2 separate regions of the Homo sapiens genome follow, and region 2 is linked to region 1. A link is a contact called in ENCODE Hi-C or POLR2A ChIA-PET data. All regions are on one chromosome and are shown on one strand. Each heading gives the region's core, a stretch centred on a gene start or an enhancer-like site at or near the end of the contact. The rest is flanking DNA. Distances are from core to core; before and after follow the strand shown.

What was found. A loop is a pair of places that touch in the nucleus more often than their neighbours do. ChIA-PET counts read pairs that join two places held with the same protein, here RNA polymerase II (POLR2A). Pooled maps may share reads with other maps.
Region 2: a map of endothelial cell of umbilical vein shows a loop between it and region 1 (3-fold over the local background). The contact joins the promoter of OTOGL here to the enhancer-like site in region 1. A Hi-C loop is called at or near these places in 6 of 168 maps with a recorded cell type or tissue (aorta, ascending aorta, endothelial cell of umbilical vein and 3 more) and 5 of 50 pooled maps. POLR2A ChIA-PET finds 5 or more read pairs at or near these places in 2 of 52 experiments (AG04450 and OCI-LY7).

Annotation. Positions count from the first base shown.
Region 1 is chr12:80,052,344-80,059,043 of GRCh38, reverse strand. No RefSeq gene overlaps it. Among named protein-coding and RNA genes, the nearest start is that of OTOGL, 44 kb to the left of the region's middle. Within about 2 kb of position 2,728, at least 2 of the 41 ENCODE cell types and tissues checked have a DNase peak (open chromatin) inside an H3K27ac peak, as active enhancers do; they include ascending aorta, where a contact is called at or near this core.
Region 2 is chr12:80,097,128-80,103,827 of GRCh38, reverse strand. OTOGL (otogelin like) reads right to left here and starts at 4,291. Exons shown (of 59, transcript NM_001378609.3): 1 at 4,223-4,291. It also overlaps the pseudogene RPL26P32.

The sequences.
Region 1 (6,700 bases), core at 1,479-3,978:
GCTACTCAATTAGCGTTAACAGCACATTTGATAGGGCTTGCTTACTAAGGATTGTGCTTATAATGGCATTAAACATAATAATCAGAGAAGCACAGTGTGAGTAGGTTTTATTTTTCTTAGATCTACCAAAGATTCAAATTGAATGTTATTTAATCTCTAATGTAAATAAACGAGAGGGCTGAAGTGGAGAATAGCCTCTTGTTCTCCAAGGTCTATTATGGCAATAGGCACCTTCTGAGAAAGCAACCAGATGTAGCTCCTAGAACAAGATTGACTGAGGTTAGTGCATGGAATCAGACTACCCAGACTTTAAACAATCTCTTCCCCAGAAGCAACCAATAGGCTGAACCAAGAGCCTCTTAAGTAGCCTAGAACAAAAGTTTAGCACCAAGAAAAGCATATTGGCTGGTGGCTAACAACTTTATCCGTTACTTTGGCTAGGAGATTTTCATTCATTCAACAAACATGTACTGTATTAAGGGCCTACTCTGGGTAAGGCAATGTGCCAAGTTCTGGAAACATTGCAAAGTGACAGTGGTGTCCTATACTCTTGGAGATTACTAGTAGGGGAGTCAAACATTAGTCAAATAATCACATAAATGGGAATACATTTACATTCTAACCTATGTGCTATGAAGAAATAGAACAGAAGGCTATAAGAGCCTCACCTACATGAGAGACTTAAGGAAAGCTTATCTGAAAAAATGAGGCTTGAGCTGAGAACTGGAGGAGAAGTAATAGCTAATCAGCTGAAGAATGAAAGAAGAATATTTCTAGTAGAGAAAACAGCGCTGTGAGACTCTCTGTGAGTCCATTAGGAAAACTAAGAAAAAAAATCAATGTCACTGGATGTACGAATTGAGGAAAAAAGTAGAGTAGAGTAAAGGTAGGCCGGAGACATAGGTAGAAGCCAAACCATAGGAGCCCTTTGAAGGCTCGCTTCATAATTTTGGCTTCTATTTAAAACAGCAATGGGAAGTCCCTAAAGTGATGGGAGTGGTGCATAGAGAGGAATTAACATACTTAAAGTTGCATTTGAAAATATTGCTTGCTTCAATATAATAAATGGATGAAAGGAGGAGTGGATATGGGAAAATCAAATAGAATGACTTATAGGAGTCCAGCTAGAGAAAATGGTAGTATGGGCTAGAATCGTAGCAGTAGTGAAGGAGAGAAGTGAATGGATTCACAGATATTTAGGATATAAATTTGACAAGATTTGTTGATTGATGAGGTTTAGAGATGATAAACTTGAGATCTTTTTGAGAAACCCAAGAAAAAATATTCAATAGGCAGTTGAGTGTAAGGGTCAGGAACTCACAGGTCTGGTCTGGAGGTATAAATTTGGGAATCATTAGTCAATTGATGAAAATTGAGCCATGGATATCAAAAATACTATCTAGAAGAGAGAATATGTAATAAATCCAGAGGTGCACCACTCAGCTCTACCTCCACCAAAGGATTTGATGCCCAGATTGATGGAGAATGAAATCAGCAGACAGCCTCCAGCTTCCAGCTCTTAGCTCTTTCAGGATATACCTTAGCTGGGAAAACTCCACACAGGACCTCATTTCTTTTCCGGGGACACCACATCTAATGAATGAACATGGCAGGAATATGAAGGCCTGGCCACTTCAGTCAAATGTGGGATGAACCTATGATCCAGAATGTCCCCCAATGGCCAAAGTTTTGCTAGACTTGCATCAAATTTCAACTCCTTTCTCATCTCTATGCTTTCCTTTGGCAGGTATTGATTCATAACAACCATCTTGCACCCTAAACTCTATGTCAACAATATTTTACCTAGAGAAGCTAACCTATAACAGAGCATAAAATGGAAAGAGGAAGAAGCTTACAGACCAGCCATCTGCAAAGTAAAAGAGAAGGAAATGCTAGAAAGTAAGAAGGAAAACCTGGATAGCATGGTGTTTTGGAGCCAAAATAAACACATCTCAACAAAACAAAGAGTGCTGGGAGATTAGAAAAAAAAATACTGGAAAATGTCCATTGGACTTAAATCATGGAGGTCATTGGTGACCTTAGCCAAAGTTGTTTTGGTGCAGTGCCAGGAACAACTGCCAAATTAAAGAGGATTGAGGAGGGAGTTTGAAGTGAGAAAATGGACTCACCAAACAATGAGACATCTTTAGAAAATTTAGATTGAAAGAAATGGGAAAGATAGAAAGGAGTTGAAAGATAGAAACATAGAAATTGGGAGACAAGGAAGGTTGTTTTTTAAGATGGAAGAGGCATGAGAAGATTTAAATGTAATTGGAAATAATCCAGTTGAGAAGGGTATGTCGAATAAATAGAAATGGGGGCAGGGAGGGAGAAGAAACTGATAGTGTAAGGTTGATAATGAAGTGAGAAGGCATGAGCAGACAGTTTCCAAAGCACAGGTGGAGGGATTGGGCTTAAATGAGAAGGATACTCCCTAGACTAAAATAGGAGGAAAAGAGAAGAACATGAGTCCAGATGGAACTGTATGGATTTGCTAGCAGGAAGCTGAGGGAGTTCCCATCTGATGCCTTCTATTTTCTTCGGGAAGTAGGAGGTGAAGTCATCTGCTGCAAATGAGGAGGAGTTAAGAATATTCGAGGTTTGAATAGAATGTAGAATGTTTAAAACAATTGTTGTAGACAGAGGAAGAGAATTTACCAGAGACACATGGAAGAACTGGCAGGCTGAACAGGCCCCATGTGTCGGCACCAATCTGCCTGTATCTGCTCCACTGTTGGGAGACTATCTGTGGCAGTGCCAGGCTGTTCGAGTGTAGGCATAGAGAAGGAATACAGATGCATTCATCCAGGTTTGGACATTTGTCAGACAAAGATAAAAAAAAATTTAAGACAACAGGACTAGGGAGTTGAGAATATTGGTGAGAGTGTTATGCAAATAATGGACTGTGGAATCTAAACTAAATAATAATAACGAAAAGATCAACAGAGATAAAAAGATGAGAGCTGATGGACTTGGGGAAAATAAAGAGGCCAGCATATGAAAGCAATACTTTTCAAGATTTGGGGATCATGTCAATATGCAGAATATGATTCAGGTCTGCAGGTGAGCCTGAGATTCTGCATTTTTAACAGTTTCCAAGGTAATGCTGATAGGCATTAGAACTTCAATATGATCAAAAGTAGTTTTTAATTTGAGAGAGAGAGAATCAAAACTGCTATTACATTACTAGAGTGGTAGCAACTGAACTCAGAACAAACGATGAATGGGGTTCCATGAAGGACACTTTCCACAGCTACGAGGAAGCCTCCCTCTGATGCTGCTCCTCCAGTCACTTCTTTACGAACTGTATCCACAAACAAAGTTACCTGAGTGACCCTCTGTCTTGCTTCCCTAAACAAATCTAACTAAAGGTAAGGCCTTGCTGGTCCTCGTCAGCTAGATTGTAGTTCAGTAATAGTGATAGCAATAATTTACCCTGTTACTACGGACTCAAAAAAGGGTAGACTCATTTTTAAGAATAATTCAACTGAAATTAGGATTTTAAGATGAACTTCCAACACATCTCAGGAGCCCAACAGGGAGGGTAGGCCAATCCGTAAGGTGATTAAAACAAAATGAGCATTTTGAGTTTTAGGCATATGTGAACAGTAAGGAGGAGCAGTGAAAACTGTTGGAACTTCTAGAAAGAAAGACCCTGCTCTGACTTAAGAAAAACTCAAATCTAGATGGCTCAGAAGGAATTATCTCACCTCTGGGTAAGGTGATATACATGGGCCCACAAAAAATCCATTTTTCTGTCACTTACTATGAACCAAACCTTCTCAAGAAATTGTAACTTGACTTCCATTTCCCAAGTAAGCAGCCAAAGATTTTCTCTTTTGAAAAGAGACGAAATTCTGAGTGAAACAAATCATTGGTGTTAATATTCAAGCAACAACAAAACAATAAATGAAAACAATATTTGTAACTCAAGGTGAATTGATCCAACTCAAATTTAGGAGAAAAAGTAAGGTTATATTAAACCAAGATAATAATATCTAATTTTACTGTTAAACGTTAATCATGCCTGATGTTTGATATTCTTTCAATCTCGGCCCATATAATGAATTTTTCTTGGAAATGTAGTAACTAAATAATAGTAAATGTTTGTTTTGAAGAAAAAGTCCTAACTTTTTATGGGAGAGAAATAACAATTGAATAGAAAAACAGGCTATAACCACACCTTCAAAAATGGAACTTTCTGGACCACCAATAAGCCCCCTTACCTAGACACAGTTAAGTAATAAGTATATATAAGTAGTAAGTCATAGTGTAATAAGTTTTCTGGCGAAGTATTCAGGAAGCAGCATTGTATAAATGGCCCTTTCAAATCTAAAATCTATAATGAAGTGACAAATGGCACAAACATATGAGGATTTACTTGCCATTCAATAATAGTTTCATTGCATTAACCTGAATAAATAAGAAACATGGTTGCTCTCCGCACCATGACCCACTAGCAAGGCAAACATAGAGAGCAATAGGTTTTCCTGATGCTCCACAAGTCACACAAACTAGGCAAATGCCCATTCCATGCGTACTCTTGCAAAGCCTGTACATTTTTTTTTTTTTTTTTTTTTGAGACGGAGTCTTGCTCTGTCGCCCAGGCTGGAGTGCAGTGGCGCGATCTCGGCTCACTGCAAGCTCCGCCTCCCGGGTTCACTCCATTCTCCGGTCTCAGCCTCCGGAGTAGCTGGGAAGCCTGTACGTTTTTTAATGGAAGTCACTATTCAGATAAATCAGACATTTAGACTTCAAGAGGTGTAAGAATTCCTCAAACTGACCACAGGTTGTTCTGGGAAGAGTATCTGTGATAGATGGGTAAGAGGAGATGATTACACAGATTCTTGCATGAGTAAAAAAATCTGATTCTCTTAACTACTCAGTTCAATTTCAGAAGAAAAGCTTGTCGGTATCAAATGAGTTAGTTCTTTCTTGATAAATTAGAGAAATCTTACCTTGACAGAAGAGTAGACACATTATATTCTCAGTTGTGTAATGGCATCACTGGATTCCAGGGCACTCACTGATAGAAAGTTTTATATGCCATTTTCATGGGGGGAAAAGTCCTTAATGGTATGTCTCACCTAAAAGGGAAAAGTTGCAGTTTGGCAGGTTTGGAAACTTTGTGACTACGGAGCTAGAATTAAAAACTTGCACTAAAGAGAGAAAAAGTATAAAATATGCTCTTTCTCTCTCTCTCTCTCCTCCATCCCCATATATTATTCAAAATAAGGGCTTTGTTTTCGGTTTTGGTGTTTTCATTTTCTAACCTCTTAATAAATTACCTGATGCTTTTGCTCAGACCGTTCTCAAAATAGGGATCACAAATTAAAATACCTACAAGGGTTAGGCAGATAAAGCAAAGGAGTGAAGTCATTTCTGTCAAATTTAACAAAATGTTCAGTGGGGAGGACTTGGCAGCTTGTAGACTGCATGACCCATTGAAGCGTCTTAGCAAGTACTCACCTCCAGTCAGTTGTCACATACAGAAATGCTGGCTTAGTGTTGCCAAATATACAAATTTTCAAGATAAACAGTAAATCTGAATTTTTATGTACTGTCTCCTGGATTTTAAATTTGGCCACATTTCAAACATTATTTGGAAATGTGTGGGGACTTCTAATCAAGATGGTTTAGTGAGTTCGTAAATTACCACACCCCTCTGTTCTAAACATTCAGCCATGATTGGAAATATATAAAAAGATAAAAGCATTATGACATTAGCTGGGTACAAAATCAAGATAAACATCTCCATGGACCAGAAAAAGAACAGAAAGCCAACGCAGTGAGCAAGGCTCAGAGAGATGACTGGCCAGAACTGGGCACTCTGCCTGAAGCTGCAGCTGGGTTGGGACTTCCAAAAACACGTAGGCAGTTTAAAAAACAGTTCACTTGCTGTTAGGAACTGTGGCTTACTGGGACTCATTGGACCTGAGAAAGTGGGAGAAAAAAGACACTGCCTTGAAACAAGGACCACGATTTCCAAATATAGATCAGGAGCCCTAGAACAACTCTACAGATTTTCTAGATATCGCTTACCCAACTTGTAGGATAATACCTTAATCATAACTTTTCATTCATCTACTCAATCATGTATTCAACAACTATTTCTTGAGCAGCTACTAAATGCTGGGCAGTGTTCTGGGTGCTGGAGAAAAATGAGTGCACAAAACGAAGTCCCTATCCTATTGAGTTTACACTTTAGTTGAGGGAGAGGGGCCAGTGTGGGAAACAGATCACAAATAAACAAGTGAATACATAATGTCTGAGGGTGGAACTGCTAGGAAGAGAAAATAAGCTAAGGTAAAGGGGAAGAAAAACATCAAAGAGGGAAGGAAGGATGCTGTTTTATAAAGAGAGCTAGAGAAGACCTAGTGAGAATGTGATATTTAAGGGAGCCAGTTATAATGACATGGGAGACAAGTGTCCCAGGCAGATGGCACAGGAAGTTCAAAGGCTTTAAGGTAGAGACATGCAGGGTAGGCTCAAGGAATAGCAAGGAGATGAGTGTGATGAGAGGAGTGAGTAAGAAGAGTGGTAGGAGCAAAAGTTAGAATTGGAGCAGAAGGCCAGATCACATAGAACCTTCAAAGCCATTTCCATGTTTGTGACTTTTTATTCCCAGTGAGATGAGAGACCACTGTGGGGGTTAGAGGTGAAGAGAAACATAATATAACTAATGTATTAAAAAGATAAC
Region 2 (6,700 bases), core at 3,042-5,541, 43 kb before region 1:
GGCCCATTTTTCTTTTTCAAATAGTTGTGTGAATGTTTGCAAAGGTATAGGCATTTTTAGAATAATACTAGCGGTATTTCCATATTATTCAGCTATTACTATGTTCCTAAATGGAGAAAGTCATGCAATAAATATTGAATGCCAACTATGTGCAAGGCACTCTGCTAGGTGGTACGTATACAGCAGTGACAGGACAGCTTTTATGGAACCTGCATTCTAACACACAACATAACTAATTATTCAATTACATTTTAAATGAGTGCTATGAAAGAGAAGTAGAGTGATTTGAATATATAACAGATCCAATTTAGCCATGGGGTCAAGAAAGTGATATTTGAGCTGACTGTTGAAGAATTCATAAGAATTAACTATGGGAAGAGAAGGGACAACATTCTGGCATAGGGACAGCAAGTGAGAAGATGCCACAGTCAAAAGGAATGTGAAGCCTGCAAGAAAAGAAAAGAAGATCGATCACCGAAGCGGGAGCGGCCAAAATGAAGTTTAATCCCTTTGTGACTTCCGACCGAAGCAAGAATCGCAAAAGGCATTTCAACGCACCTTCCCACATTCGAAGGAAGATTATGTCTTCCCTTCTTTCCAAAGAGCTGAGACAGAAGTACAACGAGCGATCCATGCCCATCCGAAAGGACGATGAAGTTCAGGTTGTACGAGGACACTACGAAGGTCAGCAAATTGGCAAAGTGGTCCAGGTTTACAGGAAGAAATATGTTATCTACATTGAATGGGTGCAGCGGGAAAAGGCTAATGGCACAACTGTCCACATAGGCATTCACTCCAGCAAGGTGGTTATCACTAGGCTAAAACTGGACAAAGACAGCAAAAAGATCCTTGAACGGAAAGCCAAATCTCGCCAAGTAGGAAAGGAAAAGGGCAAATACAAGGAAGAAACAATTGAGAAGATGGAGGAATAATCTTATATACAAGCTTTGATTAAAACTTGAAACAAAGGAGAAAAAAAAGAAGAGCCTTATGACTAGAGCTCCGAGAGTAAAGAGTTGGTAAGAGACAACTCTGGGAAACTAGTCCATCCATCAGTAGGACTTTATTAAAGTTTTAGGATATACCTCAAGAAATAACAGGAAACCTTAAAAGCTAAGGAAGAACACAGTCTGACATATTTTTCAAACACCCTGACTACAGTGAGGGGGATAGATACAATTGGGAGTGGGGGAAAATTGAAGGGAAGAGACCATCAGGAAGGATGTTTAAGTAATCAAGATAAAGAGATTGTATCTACAACTAGAGGGGTGACAGTGGAGATGTAGAGAAGTAGCCGGTTCAAGAAATACTTAAAGCTAAAATCAACGGGACTTGGTAATCAAGTGGACATAGGAGTGAAGGAGGAAAAGGAATAAAAGCTGATGCCCAGTCCCCTGGCTTGGACTACTAGGCAATTGCATGCTGGTGCAGTTCATACAAGGAACACATGAAAAGGTCTACCATTGAGGGAAAAGCCACAAGGACATTTAATTGATGATAATATATAGCAATGGCTCTGTTCCTGGCACTGTTCTAGGTGCAATGGATATATCAACGGTAAGTAAGATAGATAGATAAATAAGCTGATTGATAGATCGTAGCAAGTATGTGAGATAGATTCTATACATTCCCTAGTTTACTTAGGGTCCCAGGGAGTTAAGTAAGTTGCTCAGTCACACAGTTAGTAAGTGCACAGTCCCTCAACCACTGCATTCTGCATCCTACTTGTATTGAGTTTGAGTGGATTTATCAACTAGTGGATTCATAGGTCTGGAATTAATAGAAGCCTGGATTGGAAAAATTGTTGCATAAGAGAACATAAGGTTACATTTCAGAATTAAGAACATTTCTTGATTCAATTGATCCTTGGAGACCAAACACTCTTTCTCCGGAATAAAAAATGTGAAATGGAACAGATTAATATTGGAGCTCTTCCCAAAGTATTTTCCGTTTAATTACAATGAGGACATCAATACCACAACACTTCACCTACAGCAATTTCCCCCCTTTACAGGTATGGTGTGGGCTCAAGTAAACAGATCCCAATCTCAAGTTTCTCTTATAATTAGTTCTGTGCCCTTGGAAAAGTTGCTTTAGCAGTGTGAGACTCAGTTTCTTCATCTATTAAATGAGGATTTTTTTAAAAAAAACTGCTTTTACACTTACTGTGATGATTATATGATATAACATAGATACTGGACTAGGCACTATATTTAAAAACTGTTCCCTATTATGCTATTGCTCTACATGATGAATATGTTATAACAAGGCTATCATATAATTATTTGTCTTATTTTACATTAATTGAATTATAATGCAGTTGTGATAGAACATAGGCTGAAAAGAGATAAAACAGTCTCCACTCAACCTTCCATTTTTGGCACCTATCCAAGAGCCATAAAGCCAGAAAGGAGGATGTTCAGGAGAATGAGGAAGTGTGTGTGACTACCTTAATTCTTACACTCAAATATTAAGAGCATTTAAAATTCTTTGTACTAAAAAACTGGATACATATTCCACCCACTTACCACCACAAAAAGAACTTAGAGCCATGAGGCCTGTACTAACTTGTACCACACCATTGTATTTGAACTCTTGCGGAAACATCAACCTTTCACGTAGGAGGAGCAAGCAGGATTTGTTAAAGAGAAAAAGCAAGAGATTCTGCAGGAACATCTTAAGTGCTTTTAAAGCAAACATTTGAATCACAGCAACAGAAGCTCACTTTTTTAAATTGAGGCTTTTCATTTTACCTTTCATTGCATGGTTATTCACCAGCATGCTGGAATTACAAAATTTTCAAGTTCTTATTTAAATGCTTGATCAGTACTATGAACCCAGTGCTATAAGAATACAGGCTTTTAAAAAATAGAATAAATTCCTTAATATACTAAGCCTTGACAACTGCAAAGAATTTTGTTAAAATGTACTAGCATTTTCTCCATTTGAAATGGGAAACACATGGGAAAAAAAAAGTGAAAGTTGAGGAACTGGAAAAACAAAAGTAGGAAAGGATTTATTCATTAAGATGAATAAATCTTAGCACAATGTCTACAGCCAGTCTGAATCATTCTTCCTTTGCATAAACATTCTGGAGTTGTAATAATGTCTCCCACCCCCAATACCAGCTTGAAAGAAAAGGAAAAGAGGTTAACTTCTATAAAGTACTGACCTTGTGGCCAGTTTCTCGTAACACCTAAACACAGATTAACAGAGTGAATTCATGTAATACTTTCTAGCGGTTTGAAAAACAATGTGTTTTATAAAGTTGAAATCAATTATATGGGTTTATATGAGCCTCCACTATTAATAAGCTTTGTATAAACTACATTTTTAAAAATTTTTTAATTTTTGATTATTATGGATACATAATAGTTATACATATTTATGGGGTACATATGATATTTAGATAAAAAGATATAATGTATAATGATCAAATTGAAGTAGTTGGGGTATCCATCACTTCAAGCATTTATCATATTTTTGTTGTTGTTAGGAGAAGTAAGATCTAGTGTTCGGTGGCTTAATAGGGCAACCATAGTTAACAATAATTTACTGTATATTTTAAAATAACTAAAAGAGTAGAATTGGAATAAACTACACTTTAAAGTAACAATACTTGCCACTAGTTGGGCAACTGAAAGTCCTGAGTTCTTGAGCAAATTTCCATTGTCTGAAACCATAGGTTTCAACCTATAAAACCTGCCAATTATGGATAGAAGGGATTTCTGCCTTCCAGACCATGAGGAAGCGGGAGAACTTAGCCCAAGAGTAACAGAAAATGGGCAGGAGCCATGTGTGTAATTGATCCTTTTAGAGCTGACTTTCAGTTAATGAATTATTTCCATTAACGTGAAGCAACAGTAATAACAGCCACAGAACACGGGACCAGGAGTGGAACCATCCAAATCACCAGTTTCCTCTCTTCAAAGTGATTGGAACTAAACCATTGATTTTTCCAACTGAGTGAACATCCAGGGGTTCTTAGATTTATCAAAGGAAGCATTATGCTACAGAGAGAAAATACAGGTCATTCTTGAGCTGTTTAATTTTAATTATAATTTTTAAATGTTTTCTATGCCAACCTTGTATTGCAGGTTATATTGTAAATGCTTCATCACCTCTCATTTCCATTAAACCATTTTCAGTAGAACAGCCAACTGCCCTTACTTCTCGATTTGCTTTCTTATGACTGCTGCCACTTCCATCCCCCAAAACTTACCAGGGAAGCACTGGCTATGGCTTTATTCCTTATGGGTTGTATTTCGAGAGCTCCTTTATCTGAAGGTCTGAAAGCCCTACCAGAAAAACATCCTTATATACTTTCTACAGAAAAGGAAAAGAGCAGTGGTGAAGCACTTAAAATATCAAACAGTGGGTATAAATCACTCAGTACCTCATCCCCTTTTTGCTGATGTAAAGTCCATAACCATGGCAACAGGGATTAGAAATAGCAACCTATGAAAAACACTGGGTTTATTGGAGCACATGGAAGTTTTAGTTTGGTTTTCAGCTAAATCTTGAAAAAACAAATCTTTGACTAATACCTACATGCTATTTTTATCACTTTTGAGAAGTAATGTTTAAATTATGGATTAAGGGGAAGTCGTTTTTTTCCCCTTAATAAAGATAATCAAAAATATCATAAGCTAATATTGCAGGTAGGGAACGTTAAAAGGCTCTCCTTGTTTGTCCCCCAGTCTTCTAACTCTAGTCTCCCTAATGTAGGTGTTTGACAACAAAATAATATCAATTATCTGTCCTGATTTGTAGATTTAGTTGCAGGTTGAACTCTGGTTTTTTAATTGATATCTCTCTCCAACATAAAATTTTCAGACTTTTTTTATTCACAGACAAAAGAAGTTTTCCTTAGATATGAAGAGAGGCCTAATGATCATTTAATCTATAAATTAGATGCTTCCCTATGTTTATTAAGCTCCTTCTTTAATAAGCAGTAAATTGTAAAGCTCAAGGATTCAGCTTCAAAGATAGTATACTAGAGGAAGAAAGGGTCTGTGATCAGGAAGGTATGAGTGTGATGAGACTAGAACCCATTAGGGGCTGACATCTGTCCCCACTCATCATTCCCATCTTCATTTACTCATCCTTCAAGGCCTCACTCAAAACACATCTCTTCTATGAATCCCTCCAGGTTTACACTTTGCAGTTGATCCTCATCATTCACAGATTCAGTATGTGCGAATTCACCTAGCAGCTAACGTTCATTTGTAACCCCAAAATCAATACTCACTATGCTTCTGAGGTTATTCACAGAAATGTGCACAATGGCACGTTCTTAGCTGAAGTCAAACAAGGCAACATTGCCTTCTTGTTTTAGCTCTCATATTATAAACAAGTACCCTTTTTGTGATCTATGTAATGGCATGTTTTTTGCATGTTTGTCCTTTTCTTGGTGATTTTGTTGTTTAAAGGAAGCCCAAAGCACAGTGCAGAAGTGCTATCTAATGATCCTGAGCACAAGGAGGCTGTAATGTGCCTTACAGGGAAAATATGTGTTCGATAAACTCCAGACATGAGTTGCAGTGCTGCTGGCTGTGAGTGCAATGTTAACGAATCTACAATGTATATTAAATATGGTGTTTTTAAACAGAAATACACATAGAACAAGGTTATTAATTGATCAGTTGATCAGTTGACAAAAATGTTGTAATCAGAGGATCACAGGAACCTAACCCTGCATTTCCCCTAGGAGCAATGCTTAATTGCTGAAGCAATTAGCTTCAGTATTCCCTAATTCATTGATTCTGACAACTTTGTAGAACAGAACTACTGAAAATAACAAGACTCAACTGTGGCTTAAACTCAGATTGCTCTCATTTAAAACTTGTCTCTAACTCCTAATTAGCCCCTTATTATACACAGCTTTATATTCTAACTGTTGGTATTATACTGCCTAGGTCTTTGTTATGTGCTTTTTTTTTTTTTTTTTTTTTTTTTTTGGTGAAACAGAGTCTCGCTGTGTCACCCAGGCTGGAGTGCAGAGGTGCCATCACGGCTCACTGCAACCTCCGCCTCCCAGTTGAAGCGATTCTCCTGCCCCAGCCTCCTAAGTAGTGGGGATTACAGGCACCCACCACTATGCCCAGATAATTTTTGTATTTTTAGTATAGACGGTGTTTTGCCATGTTGGCCAGACTGTCTCAAACTCCTGACCTCAAATGATCCTCCTGCCTCGGCCTCCCAAAGCGCTGGGATTACAGGCATGAGCCCCCATGCTCAGCCTGTTATGTGCTTTTTTTATAAATAATAAAATAATAATAATACCAGCTCTTGATGATGGAGCTCCCACTATGTCAGGGTACTGACAGCTTTACAAACATGCCGTTTGTGGGTGATTCATCTCCCAAATTAAATGGCAAGCTCCTTTTCTTCAGGGACCTCATCATTTTTAATGCATAATATTGTTTAGCACAGAGGCAGGACCATAAAACTTGCTGAAAAATTGAGGTGGTTTTGTTTTCATTCTTGTCACACATTTCATTAGGTATTTTTGAAAAGTGACATTGTCCAAGTAAATTTTCTATCATGGTTAATGATGAAACTGATAATCGTATTTTTCATCCCTATTATGTATTGACCACTTATGATTTTTAAACAGTGTTTAGTGCTTTATATACAGAATCTCATTTTAATCATTAAAACCACACTATTAAAAAACTAATACACAGAAAATTTAAAT